Linked DNA regions of Homo sapiens: region 2 is linked to region 1. A link is a contact called in ENCODE Hi-C or POLR2A ChIA-PET data. All regions are on one chromosome and are shown on one strand. Each heading gives the region's core, a stretch centred on a gene start or an enhancer-like site at or near the end of the contact. The rest is flanking DNA. Distances are from core to core; before and after follow the strand shown.

The links. Hi-C counts contacts between places; a loop is a spot of excess contacts on that map. ChIA-PET counts read pairs that join two places held with the same protein, here RNA polymerase II (POLR2A). Pooled maps may share reads with other maps.
Region 2: a loop to region 1 is called in a map of left cardiac atrium, with 4 times the contacts of the local background. The contact joins two enhancer-like sites. A Hi-C loop is called at or near these places in 4 of 168 maps with a recorded cell type or tissue (body of pancreas, left cardiac atrium, left lung and 1 more) and 1 of 50 pooled maps. POLR2A ChIA-PET finds 5 or more read pairs at or near these places in 3 of 52 experiments (A549, WTC11 and activated CD4-positive, alpha-beta T cell).

What each region holds. Positions count from the first base shown.
Region 1 is chr17:9,117,009-9,122,842 of GRCh38, forward strand. All of the region lies in intron 2 of NTN1 (netrin 1), which reads left to right. Among named protein-coding and RNA genes, the nearest start is that of NTN1, 98 kb to the left of the region's middle. Within about 2 kb of position 3,671, at least 2 of the 41 ENCODE cell types and tissues checked have a DNase peak (open chromatin) inside an H3K27ac peak, as active enhancers do.
Region 2 is chr17:9,183,558-9,189,219 of GRCh38, forward strand. All of the region lies in intron 5 of NTN1 (netrin 1), which reads left to right. Among named protein-coding and RNA genes, the nearest start is that of NTN1, 160 kb to the left of the region's middle. Within about 2 kb of position 1,739, at least 2 of the 41 ENCODE cell types and tissues checked have a DNase peak (open chromatin) inside an H3K27ac peak, as active enhancers do.

The DNA.
Region 1 (5,834 bases), core at 2,421-4,920:
TGAGGGGGGTGGGAGAGGGCTGGGATGGCCCCACTGGGCGGGGAGAGGAGCCTCTGGGAGCGACACCCGGGGAAGCTGTGAGGCGTGAAAGGGTGCTTTTAGGAAAGTCTGGATCAGACATGATGTTATAGGAAAAAATGCAGCGTCTAAGGAAACAGCGCGTGAATAGAGAGAAAGCCGAGAGACAGGGCAGGGAGGCAGAGAGGACATAAAGCAGATTGGCATTGGCAGCCAGGGGAAGGAGCTGCCTGGTGGCAGGGGCCACAGACTGGAGGGAGGATGGCAGAGGACACTCTGCTTCCCAGGGAAGGGCCCGGCCTGGGGCGGAAACTTGCAGAATGGCTGATGACACCAGTAGTTGGGCTTGCGCTCCTCAGAAGCATGAGGACAGGTGGTTCACAGTGTCACTGGCCCTGGGTCTGCACCTGGACCAAGTAAAGCATTACCTCAAGAAGCTTTCATGTGGGCCGGGTGCGGTGGCTCACGCAGTAGTTTGGGAGGCCGAGGAGGGTGGATCACAAGGTCAGGAGTTCGAGACCAGCCTGGTCAATATGGTGAAACCCCGTCTCTACTAAAAATACGAAAATTAGCCAGGTGTGGTGGTGCACACCTGTAGTCCCAGCTACTTGGGAGGCTGAGGCAGGAGAATCACTTGAACTCGGGAGGCGGAGGTTGCAGTGAGGTGAGATTGTGCCATTGCACTCCAGCCTGGGAGACAGGGCAAGACTCCATCTCAAAAAACAAACAAACAAACAAAAAAACCAAAAAAAAAAAAAAAACAAGCTTCCATGTGCACGGCGTGTCATCCCCTGCCTCCACCACCCAACTGGTGGGTGGAGGACAGATTCCACAGTAGGAAAAAGAGTCTCTGCCTGTTGGAAAGGGCTGAGAGGTACCATCTGCCACCTTTTTGTCCCCCTCATGTTGGAAGTGAAAAGGGACAGGTGCCCTATCTCAGGGCTGCAAGCAATTTCTAGAAACGCTCAAGAGCGTAGCTCATGGGGCCATGCCACGTGGCCTCAAATCCAGGCTCTCCCATTTTCCAGGTATGTGTGACCTTGGGCATGCTACTGACTCCCTCTGTGCCTCAGTTTCGTCACCTGTAAAAGGGGTATAATGTCAGTGTCTACCTCCAAGCAATGTGAGGATTAAGTGTGTGTGTTTTTAACAGCTTTATTGAGATATAATCCACATGCCTCATAATTCCCCCATTTAAAATATACAGTTCAGGCCGGGCGCGGTGGCTCACGCCTGTAATCCCAGCACTCTGTGAGGCCGAGGTGGGTGGATCAACTGAGGTCAGGAGTTCAAGACCAGCCTGGCCATGGTAAAACCCTGTCTCTACTAAAAATACAAAAAATTAACCGGGCGTGGTGGTGCGCACCTGTAGTCCCAGCTATCCGGGAGGCTGAGGCAGGAGAATCACTTGAACCCAGGAGTTTGCAGTGAGCTGAGATGGCGCCATTGCACTCCAGCCTGGACAACAAGGGCAAAACTCTGTCTAAAAAACAAAAACAGAAACAAAAACCGGTTCAGTGGTTTTCAGTATATTCAGAGTTGTACAACCATCACCATAATAGATTTTAGGACCCCAAAATAAAACCCATACCCATCAGCACTCAGTCCCCATTTCCTCCCACCCACCCCCTTTCCAGTGCTGAACAACCACCGCTCTACTTTCGGTCTGCCTGGATTTGCCTATTTTAGGCATTTCATAGAAATGAAATCATATAATATGTGACCTTTTATGTGTGGCTTCTTTCCCGTGACATAATACTCTCTAGGTCTATCCAGTCTCAAGGTTGTAGCATGTATCAGTACTTTATTCCTTTTCATTGCTGAGTAATATTCCATTGTAGAGATATATTGCATTTTGTGTATTCATTCACTGGATAAGGGACATTTTAGTTGTTTCCATTTCTTTGCCATTGAGAATAATACTTGCTATGAGTATTTGTGTGTGGACATGTGTTTTCATTTCTCTTGGGTATATGCCTAGAAGTGGAATAGCCAGGTCCTACATAACTTTGTTTAACTTTCTGAGGAACTGCTGGACTGTTTTTCAAAGTGGCTGTAACCATCTTATGTTCCCACCAGCAATGTATGCGGGTTCTGGTTTCTCCACATCCTTGCCAACACTTGTTATTATTTGTCTTTTTAAAAATGTATTATTTATTTATTTATTTATTTATTTTTCAGACAAAGCCTCACTCTTGTTCCTCAGGCTGGAGTGCAATGGTGCGATCTCGGCTCACTGCAACCTCTGCCTCCCGGGTTCAAGCAATTCTCCTGCCTCAGCCTCCTGAGTAGCTGGGATTACAGGCACACACCACCACTCCCAGCTAATTTTTGTATTTTAAGTAGAGACAGAGTTTCACCATGTTGGCCAGGCTGGTCTTGAACTCCTGACCTCAGGTGATCCACCTGCCTCGGCCTCCCAAAGTGCTGGGATTACAGGCGTGAGCCACCGTGCCTGGCTTATTTATTTATTTATTTATTTATTTATTTATTAGAAACAAGGTCTCTGTCACCCAGACTGGAGTGCAGTGGTGCAGTCATGGCTCACTGCAGCCTCAAACTCCTGGGCGTAAATGATCCTCCTGCTTCAGCCTCTCAAGTAGTTCAGACTATAAGCATGCTACACCACACCTGGCTAGGTTTTAAATTTTTTTGTAGAGACAGTCTCACTATATTGCCCAGGCTGGTCTCGAACTCCTGGCCTCAAGCAATCTTTCTGCTCTGGTCTCCTAAAGTATTGGGATTAAAGGCATGAGCCGCTGTGCCTGGCCTGGCCTTTTTTTATTTTAGCCGTCCTACTGAGTGTGATGTGGTGCTCATTGTGGTTTTGGTTTGCATTTCCCTGATGGCTAATGATGTTGAGCATCTTTTCACAGGCTTCCTGGCTATTTGTATACGTTCTTTTGAGATGTAACTATACAGATGTTTTGCCCAGTTTTAATTGACAAGTTAGTTCTTAGAAGTGCTTATCTGGCCGGGCGTGGTGGCTCACACCTGTAATCCCAGCACTTTGGGAGACCGAGGCGGGTGGATCACGAGGTCAGGAGTTCGAGACCATCCTAGCTAACATGGTGAAACCCCATCTCTATTAAAAATATTTTTAAAAAAATTAGCTGGGCATGGTGGCGGGCGCCTGTAGTCCCAGTTACTCAGGAGGCTAAGGCAGGAGAATGGCATGAACCCGGGAGGCAGAGCTTGCAGTGAGCCGAGATCATGCCACTGCACTCCAGCCTGGGTGACAGAGCGAGACTCCGTCTCAAAAAAAAAAAAAAAAAAGTGCCTGGAAGGAGTGCCTTGCCCATGGGAAATGCTGTGCAACTTACTATTAGGGAGAGTACCCAAGACTTGGCACATTGGGCTTCTCTCCCCCACGTTAAGGATTTTGGGGGCCCTGCATAAATGTCCAAGCGTGAGGGAACATGGTGACTTCACATTTTCTTTAGTTTTCTTCAAATAGTCCCCTACTTGGGGAGAGACTGCGATGGTTTCTCCCCCACACAGGTCATATTCCCACCTGACCCCTTCTGATTTGATTTCCCCCAAGTCCCTATGGTGGGGTGCACCTGCTGCCTACATCTGGCTGCCTTTGGTGATGACTTCAGTGCTGCTTAGTATCTGGATTCTGTTCATCTGCAAGCGCCCCCAAGAGGCTGCTGGTGGTAGTGTGGGTTGATGTGGGCAGAGTTGGTGGGGGTCCCAGGGAGTCCCCCCAGCCCCTTCCCAGCGTCATAGCGACATGGTCTGGGGCTTACATTACCCCCATGTTGTTTTTGTACAGCAGGAAGCTGCTTGCTACCCAGGTGGCCATTCGACTTCATATTAAGGTCTCCTTTCCATTTTCTTTTTGCTTAAAAATACTCAGGTTTTCACAAGAGTCACTTCAGTTCTTGGTGATTGAACTCAGCTCTGATTTGACCTCAGCATTTCAGGTACATTTTTGGCTCTTCTGGAGACAGAAAACCATCAGGGACCGCAAGGATTAAGCCTCAGGGTGAACATTATCCCAAGTGGTGGGACCAGGATGGAGGGCTTCCCCTGTCTCAATACAGGACTGTGTGGTGCGAGGAAAAAGAAGGAAGCGGATGGCCCTGTCGGGGGGAGAGCTGGATGTCATCATTAAAAATCCCTGCAGCCGCTTGTTCATGAAACCCCTCACTGGGGATGAAACTCCCATTTCCTCCCAAAGGATAGTTTTCTCCTTCTTTTCCTAGAGGCCGTGTACATTCAGGTTCAAGTTCCTTGTGACTTTCACTTCTTTTCCCCATGAACCAGCACGTCCCCGGCCGCTCCCTCTCCTTGATGTGCGGGGGTAGCTGATTTTTCCTTCCACAGTATAATATCTGGCAATTGCACCTCATCCTATTTTTGCTCTCCTCCCCCATCTTCTCTGTTCATCCGTGCCTGCCCAATGCGTGCTTCCCCGGTGATTTTTCCCACTCACCCCCGGTGCTCCTTTTCTCTCTGTGACCTCTTGGCAGTTCTGTGCATACGTAGGATTATTGTTATTCTGGCACTGTGATCACTGGCGCTCACTCACATGCTCTCTGCAGAGGCCCCGCTGCCTCTCCCCACATTTTTTGTGCCTGTGAGCCATGCAGCCATCCGTACCCTACTCCATAGGAATGTGGCCTGGAGGGTACCCCACCGGGTCAGCTGGTCAGCTGCACTAAGGCCCCAGCCCAGGGGTGGCAGCTCTGGTCAGTAACATGTTTGTCCCTGAGTGGAGTTGAACTGACTCCTTGGATGCCACAGCTGCCCTCCCACTTACAAAAAAGAGCCTCCCCACACACGTCCTTTTCTTCCCCAGGCAATCCCACACCTACTTCCTCAAATCAGTCCTCCTGTCACCTTTTCAGACCTCTTGTTATCTCAGCCACCTCCCCCAATACCCTCCAATCTGCCAGTGCCCTTCTTGATACAGGAGAGCTGGAATATGATCTGGTCAGTGCAGAGGGGATATTATCTTTCTCTGTACGCATTTGGGGTTCTAGGGAGTTCGTTTCTGAGTTACATTTTTTTTTTTTTTTTTGAGACGGAGTCTCGTTCTGTCGCCCAGGCTGGAGTGCAGTGGCGCAATCTCGGCTCACTGCAAGCTCCGCTTCCCGGGTTCACGCCATTCTCCTGCCTCAGCCTCCCAAGTAGCTGGGACTACAGGTGCCCGCCACCACACCCAGCTAATTTTTTGTATGTTTAAAGACGGGGTTTCACCGTGTTAGCCAGGATGGTCTCGATCTCCTGACCTCATGATCCGCCCGCCTCGGCCTCCCAAAGTGCTGGGATTACAGGCGTGAGCCACCACACCCAGCCCTCTGAGTTACATTTTTTGAAAGCAGCAACACTCCCCTAAACTCTAGAATCCTCTACAGTTTGGTTCATAACTAGCAAATGGTGACTTGAATGAGAGGCTTTGGGATTGGGGCAATGTCTTTATTTCCCAGTGCTCCTCTTAACCAGATTAAAGGGGTGCTGTGAAGTTTGACCTAGTGGAGGGGTGGGTCTCGGGAAGCATTAAACACCAAGCAGTGGTTGGGTTGTTAGGCATCGCCCAGCCCCTCATCTTGTGCTTTTGTTTCTGCTTAAACTATGTTCTTATTGTATTTTTCATGTGGCAAAGGCAATATCTATTTGGTGTAGAAAAATTATAAGATATAGATTAGGACAAAAAGAAGAAAACGCAAGTAACAGTTTATCCCACCAGCCAGAGTGACGATGTTAATACCCTGTGGTGTGTCTGTTGCCTGGTGGACCTTTTTCTATTTGCGTATGTTTCCACTATATGCAGTCATACTTCTTTTTACTTAATACATTGTTTCCAT
Region 2 (5,662 bases), core at 489-2,988, 65 kb after region 1:
ATATCATAAATATCGTTCATGCTGGTTATTGCTTCTCAAAACGACAGAAGTTACTAGACCTGCTGCTAGATCCTGATTTATAATCATTAATAAAGAAGCACTCGCGTAACGTAACCATACCATCAATCTGGGTCTTTAAAGATATTTGGGCAGCAGCATTTCAGTATTATTAATTTCCTTTGTAGACCTGTATATTTTATTTTAGCATGGGGAAATGTTTGTCTGAGGAAGGGTCCACAGGCTTCACCAGTCCTTGGCACAAGAAATGTTGCATAGCTCTGGCTGTCGGCACTCAGAGTGTACCGAGCCCTGCCAGATGCCCTGCTGAGAGCATCTCAGGCCTGCACCCAGAGTCCTGGTCCTGGGATCACACAGGACTTTTGTGTACTGGTACTTGGGGTAGAAGAGGGCAGAAAGTGACAGTGGGGCACCCCAGCATGGACATTCATGCTGGTGCTGGGGACTCTTTGCCTCCCCCAGAAAGGACTGTAGCGAGGGATGGGGGAGCTTGCAAACCCATGTGGCCCCCTGAATATTTTAGGATACAGACTGGATTTTGGAGAGTATTGGCAGTGCGCTGGAAACTTGAGGGAAGACAGATTCGGCACTTGCACAGGCATGGTCCACAGCCAGCAAACAGGAAAGGACAGAAATGCGTTTCAGGGAGTGCCAGAGGCAGCTCTGGGAAAGCCAAAGACAGTTGAGTCTTGCGTTGTTTGCAGAGCCTTTAGGGACTTTTGGTTGAGCCCCATGCAGGGGAAATGGCGAAGAGAAGGGATTGAAGGAAGCAGCATGACAGGGAGACTGGATGACAGAGCTAAGGTGGGAGATGAGGAAGCTCTCTCTGTCACAGCACAATTCAAAGGAACATCCTAAATTACTTCAGCTCTAGGGGAGAGCAGTTTTGAAGGTAGAAGACACTTAAATGAAACTTCGATTCTTGCTCTCTTTGATGTGACATTTGTCCTTGCCTAACTGAGACTCACCTGGACAAGATTTTAAGGCTGTGCACACCGCGGGGGGCTGAGGCTTCCGAGCAGGGGCTGTGTGACAGCTCATGCAAGGGCAAGACAGACCTCAATGATCTATCTCTCCATCTCCGTCTTTGTCTCTCACTCCCCCCATTTCTCTAGTCCTTGTAGCTTGACTTTGAGTTTCTCACAAACCCACAAACCCTTGATTTTGAATTTTTCCCCTTCCAAGTCAGAAATGGGCAAATGGGGAAAAATGTGGAGGGGAGGGATCTCATGAGGTTTCTACATAGGCTACAAGAAGCTGGTATAAAACTTCCGAGGTTCTTGGCTCCGCCAGACAAAAGATTCCGGAGCAGCCGCTTATAAACACTGGCAGCCTCCTTTTTTGAAATGTCTTCTTTGAGTTGTTTAACTTTTCGGACTGCTTTTGATTTTGTTACTGTTTATTTCCTTTCCTCATTCTGAACCTTTAAAAGCATGGTTTAAACCGAAGCGAGCAGTAAATAAACACCCTTATAAAATATCTTCCTCAGAGAGAGGCTGAGTGAGCAGGTTGGAAGCCTGTAGCAATGTTTGTAGCTTTGACCAGACCTGCGCTGCCCTACTCTGGGGGTCCTCGGATGCCCAGGGTGTCTGATGCTCTCCCCAGAGAACCGGAGCCATCTCTGGGACACAAGTGCTGGACCGTGGGGCCTCCTACCACAGGGAGGCTGGGTATGCCTTGTCTCAGCGTCTGAGACATTGCAGGCAGGAGGCCAGGAGGGCCCCCTGGGAAGCGGGGCCCGGGAGCTCAGCGCTCTCAAACCTGTCCACTCTTGCCGTGTTTGAATAGGGGAGGCCTCTGTGCCAGGCTGCCTGAGAAAAGCTTGTTTACTTTTGCCTGCGTACCAGAGGAGAATTAATAAGCTGAGAATTTGTTCTGAAAGCTGATGGACATAACCTTCCCCTGAACTCATCCCCTTGAAGGGCCAGCTCACTCAGGGAATGTTCTTTACCTGCTCACAAAGCTAGCTGGTAAGCCGTCATGGGGCAGGGAGGTGAGGAACGTAGTGTCTGTGGGGGTCTGGGGCCGGGTAGGCCAGGAGGGAAACAGGGAGGAAAGGAGAGAGGGACCACCCACTCAAAAAGGGCATGGTACCCAAGGCTCCCCTGGCACTCACCTACTTGTTGGTTGTAGAGACCTCAGCACTCAAGGAAAAAAGACACCTGCCTTCTCTCCCTGTACCACCCCTTCCCCACCTATCAACTCAAGGGGAGTTCTTGATTTGCAAATTGTTTGTTTGGTTTTGTGGTGGCCATTTGGTTTGGTGGGAGGAGTCTGGTATGGAGCCAGGAGACCTGGGGTTTGCCCTGCACTGACTCTGAGGACTTGGACAATGCAATGGCGTCTCCTTTCTGCCTTCTGGAAGAATGAAGGGGTGGACCCAGTGCTCCACAGGCCCTTCCCTCCCTGGCTGGCTGTGGCAGGAGTGAGCTCCTCCTGCTGGGGTTTCCTCTTCAGAGGCACCTGCTTGTTCTCGGTCCGCCCCTGAGGATCCACTTCTCCCACATCCCAGGCAGAGGCCTGTGGGCGGAGGTGCTGGTAAGTATTTAGCAACTGCCTGGGGCAGGAGGTGGGGCCAATGTGTAGCATCTGCCACTTCCCTTGGTGTCAATACTCCCTCCCTGGCTGGTTTCTGGCTACCCAATGAGATGTCATTGAATGTGAAGTTGGGAGAGGTGCATGACTGGCCCTCAGAGCCCTTGGCAGCTGATTCCACCTCACCACTGCCCATGGGCCTTCCAGCAGAAACAGAGCAAAGAGGTCCAGAGGCAAGAAAGGCTGCCTTTGATGGCCTCCTTGGTTTGAGGGATCACAGCTGCCTTTGCGTGGAAGCTGGACCCAGGGCTCTGGGGTTACAGGAGCATGGAGCCAGCCAACTTCTGGGCTCCCTCCACCTCCCAACAGGGATCCCGGGTCCTCTCTCCTAACTCTGTCTTCACGAGGCACTCACCCCATCGGGGCCTTACCTGGTACCTTTGGCTAACTGCCCCAGCAGCCCCAGCCTGGGGTGGGAGTGGCTGCCAAGGGCACCCTTGCACATTACCTTGATGGTAGTCTGAAAGGAAAACTCCACAGAGCCCGGCAGCTGAACCTCTCCGAGAAGCTCCACACTCAGGTGCTACCAGGCCTGTGTGGTGGGGGTGGGGGTTGACCTTAGAGAAGTCACTTCCGGTGGCCTCTCGGCACCTCCACTTTTTCACGGAAGGAAGTTGGGTTTATGTAGACCTGCAGCCTGGATAAGCATGGATTATTCTCTTGTTTAGGCTTTTGTTTGCCAAGATAGGGAATAGGTTGGGTGAATACAGGAAAATGAGTTGATGGGACTTGAATGCGGCATTAGCGAGGGGTTGTGGGGAGGGAGAAGAGGGAGAAAAGGGCACTAAAATGGGCACCTGAGGGCTACTTGATCCCTCTCTCGGATTCTTCATTTGTGAAATGGGGTAATCGCAACCCTGCCACTAGGGCTGTTGTGAGGATTAAATGGGATGATCTCAGTAAAGCCTGTGACTCAGTGGAGGGACTGTTCAAAGTTCTTGATTAAAAAAACAATACATTGACATGAAAAATACAAATGCCATGGTATAATGAGAGGTTGAGCCAGCTTCTCCATCCAGAAAGGCGGGATTGGGGTGGGAGTTGCTGGCGTGAGGACAGGCGTGGAGAGTCAGCTTGATTGGGCTTTTGAAGACCTTGGGAAGTCACAAGTTGGACTGCCCGAGGCAGGGAGCAACTGAGGCAACTGCATGGTGGGCTTGTCACAGCCTTCCAGCAGCTCATGGTAGAGCCTGAACCAAGCAGAGAGGTAAGAACTAGAAACCAGTTAAAGGTCAAGAGCTTCACTTCATGATAGCCAAAAGGTGGAAACAGCTCACCTGTCTATCATCGGATGAACAGATACACAGAATGTGGCATATCTATACAGGGACTATTATTTAGCCATAAGAAGAAATGAATGGCCAGGTGCGGTGGCTCACGCCCATAATCCAACCACCTCGGGAGGCTGAGGTGGATGGATTGCTTGAGCCCAGGAGTTTGAGTTTGAGACCAGCCTGTGCAAAATAGTGAAACCTCATCTCTCCAAAAAAAAAAAAAAAAAAAAAAAAACATTAGCCAGGCATGGTGATGCACACCTGTAGTCCCAGCTACTCAGGAGGCTGAGGTGGGAGGGTAACCTGAGCCCAGGAGGTTGAGGCTGCAGTGAGCCGTGATTGCACCACTGTACTCAAGCCTGGGTGACAGATTAAGACCACATCTCAAAAAAAAAAAGAAATGAAGTTCTGACATGTGCTACAACACAGAAGAACCTTGAAAACATCATGCTGATTGAAAGAAGCCAGACCCAAAGGCTGCATATCATATGATTCCATTTATCTGAAATGTCCGGCAAAAGCAAATCCAGAGACAGAAAGCAGATTAGAGGTTGCTAGGGGCCGGGCAGCGGCTGTTTAATAGGTACAGGTTTTCCTTTTTGGGTGATGAAAACGTCCTGGAACTTGATAGTGGTGATGAGTTGTACAATGTTGTGAACAGACTTAATGCCATTGAATTGTACACTTAAAAATGCTAAATCTGGCTGGGTGCAGTGGCTCACGCCTGTAATCCCGGCACTATGGGAGGCCAAGGTGGACAGATCACCTGAGGTCAGGAATTCGAGACCAGCCTTACCAACATGGTGAAACCCCATCTCTACTAAAAGTACAAAATTAGCTGGATGTGGTGGTGCATGCCTATAATCCCAGCTACTTGGGAGGCTGAGGCAGGAGAATTGCTTGAACCTGGGAGGTGGAGGTTGCAGTGAGCTGAGATCACACCATTGGACTCCAGCCTGGGCAATAAGAGTAAAACTCCATCTCAAAAAAAAAAAAAAAGAGTGCTAAATCTTATATATATTTTGCCACAATTAAAAAATAAAAACAAAAAAGTCAAGTGCTTTGGGTCAGAGTCCAAGGGTGAAGTGAGTCTGATTTGTCTGGGGCTGGGGTGAGTGTCCTGGAGACAAGGCACTGGAGCATAGGCAGCAATGGGGGACATGCTTGTCTTCCTGTCGCCTCACTGGGAACCTTTGGAGGGGATGGCGGAAGTCGTCTGTCGTCTTCCAGCCCTTTAGCTGTGGGTGTATGGCTTCGAGTTCTGGCTGCACAGCCTGACCCTCTCTCCCCTTTTGGAGTCATCTTAGAAGGATCTGGTTCCTTGAGTCCCAGGTAGGGAGGCTTCAGTGCTCTTGGTATAGGAGAAAGGGAGCTGTGGGGTCCACAGAGGAGACCACTGACAGGAGGGGGGATCACTGGAGACCGTGCAGACAGCCCAGGCCACTGGTAAACAGGCCCAGTAATTGACCAAGGCACTGGTTTCAAAGGGTGGTATGAAGCGGGATGTTAGGCTGTCCCAGGTTAGCCATTAGATAAATGACCAGTGAAGTCATTAACACACCATCAGATTACTGTTATCCCGAGAGAAGATTAGACCAGACCCAGAATAAAAGATAAATGGATTCTGGCTCAGGGAAGGAGGAGACAACATTTATATACATAAGATGCTTGCTCTGTGCTAGGCACTGTTTCAAATGCTCTACATTATTAACCATTTAATCATCTCTTCCACCCATGGAGCTAGGTACTGTCATCTCCCCCCGACCCCTGTTTTA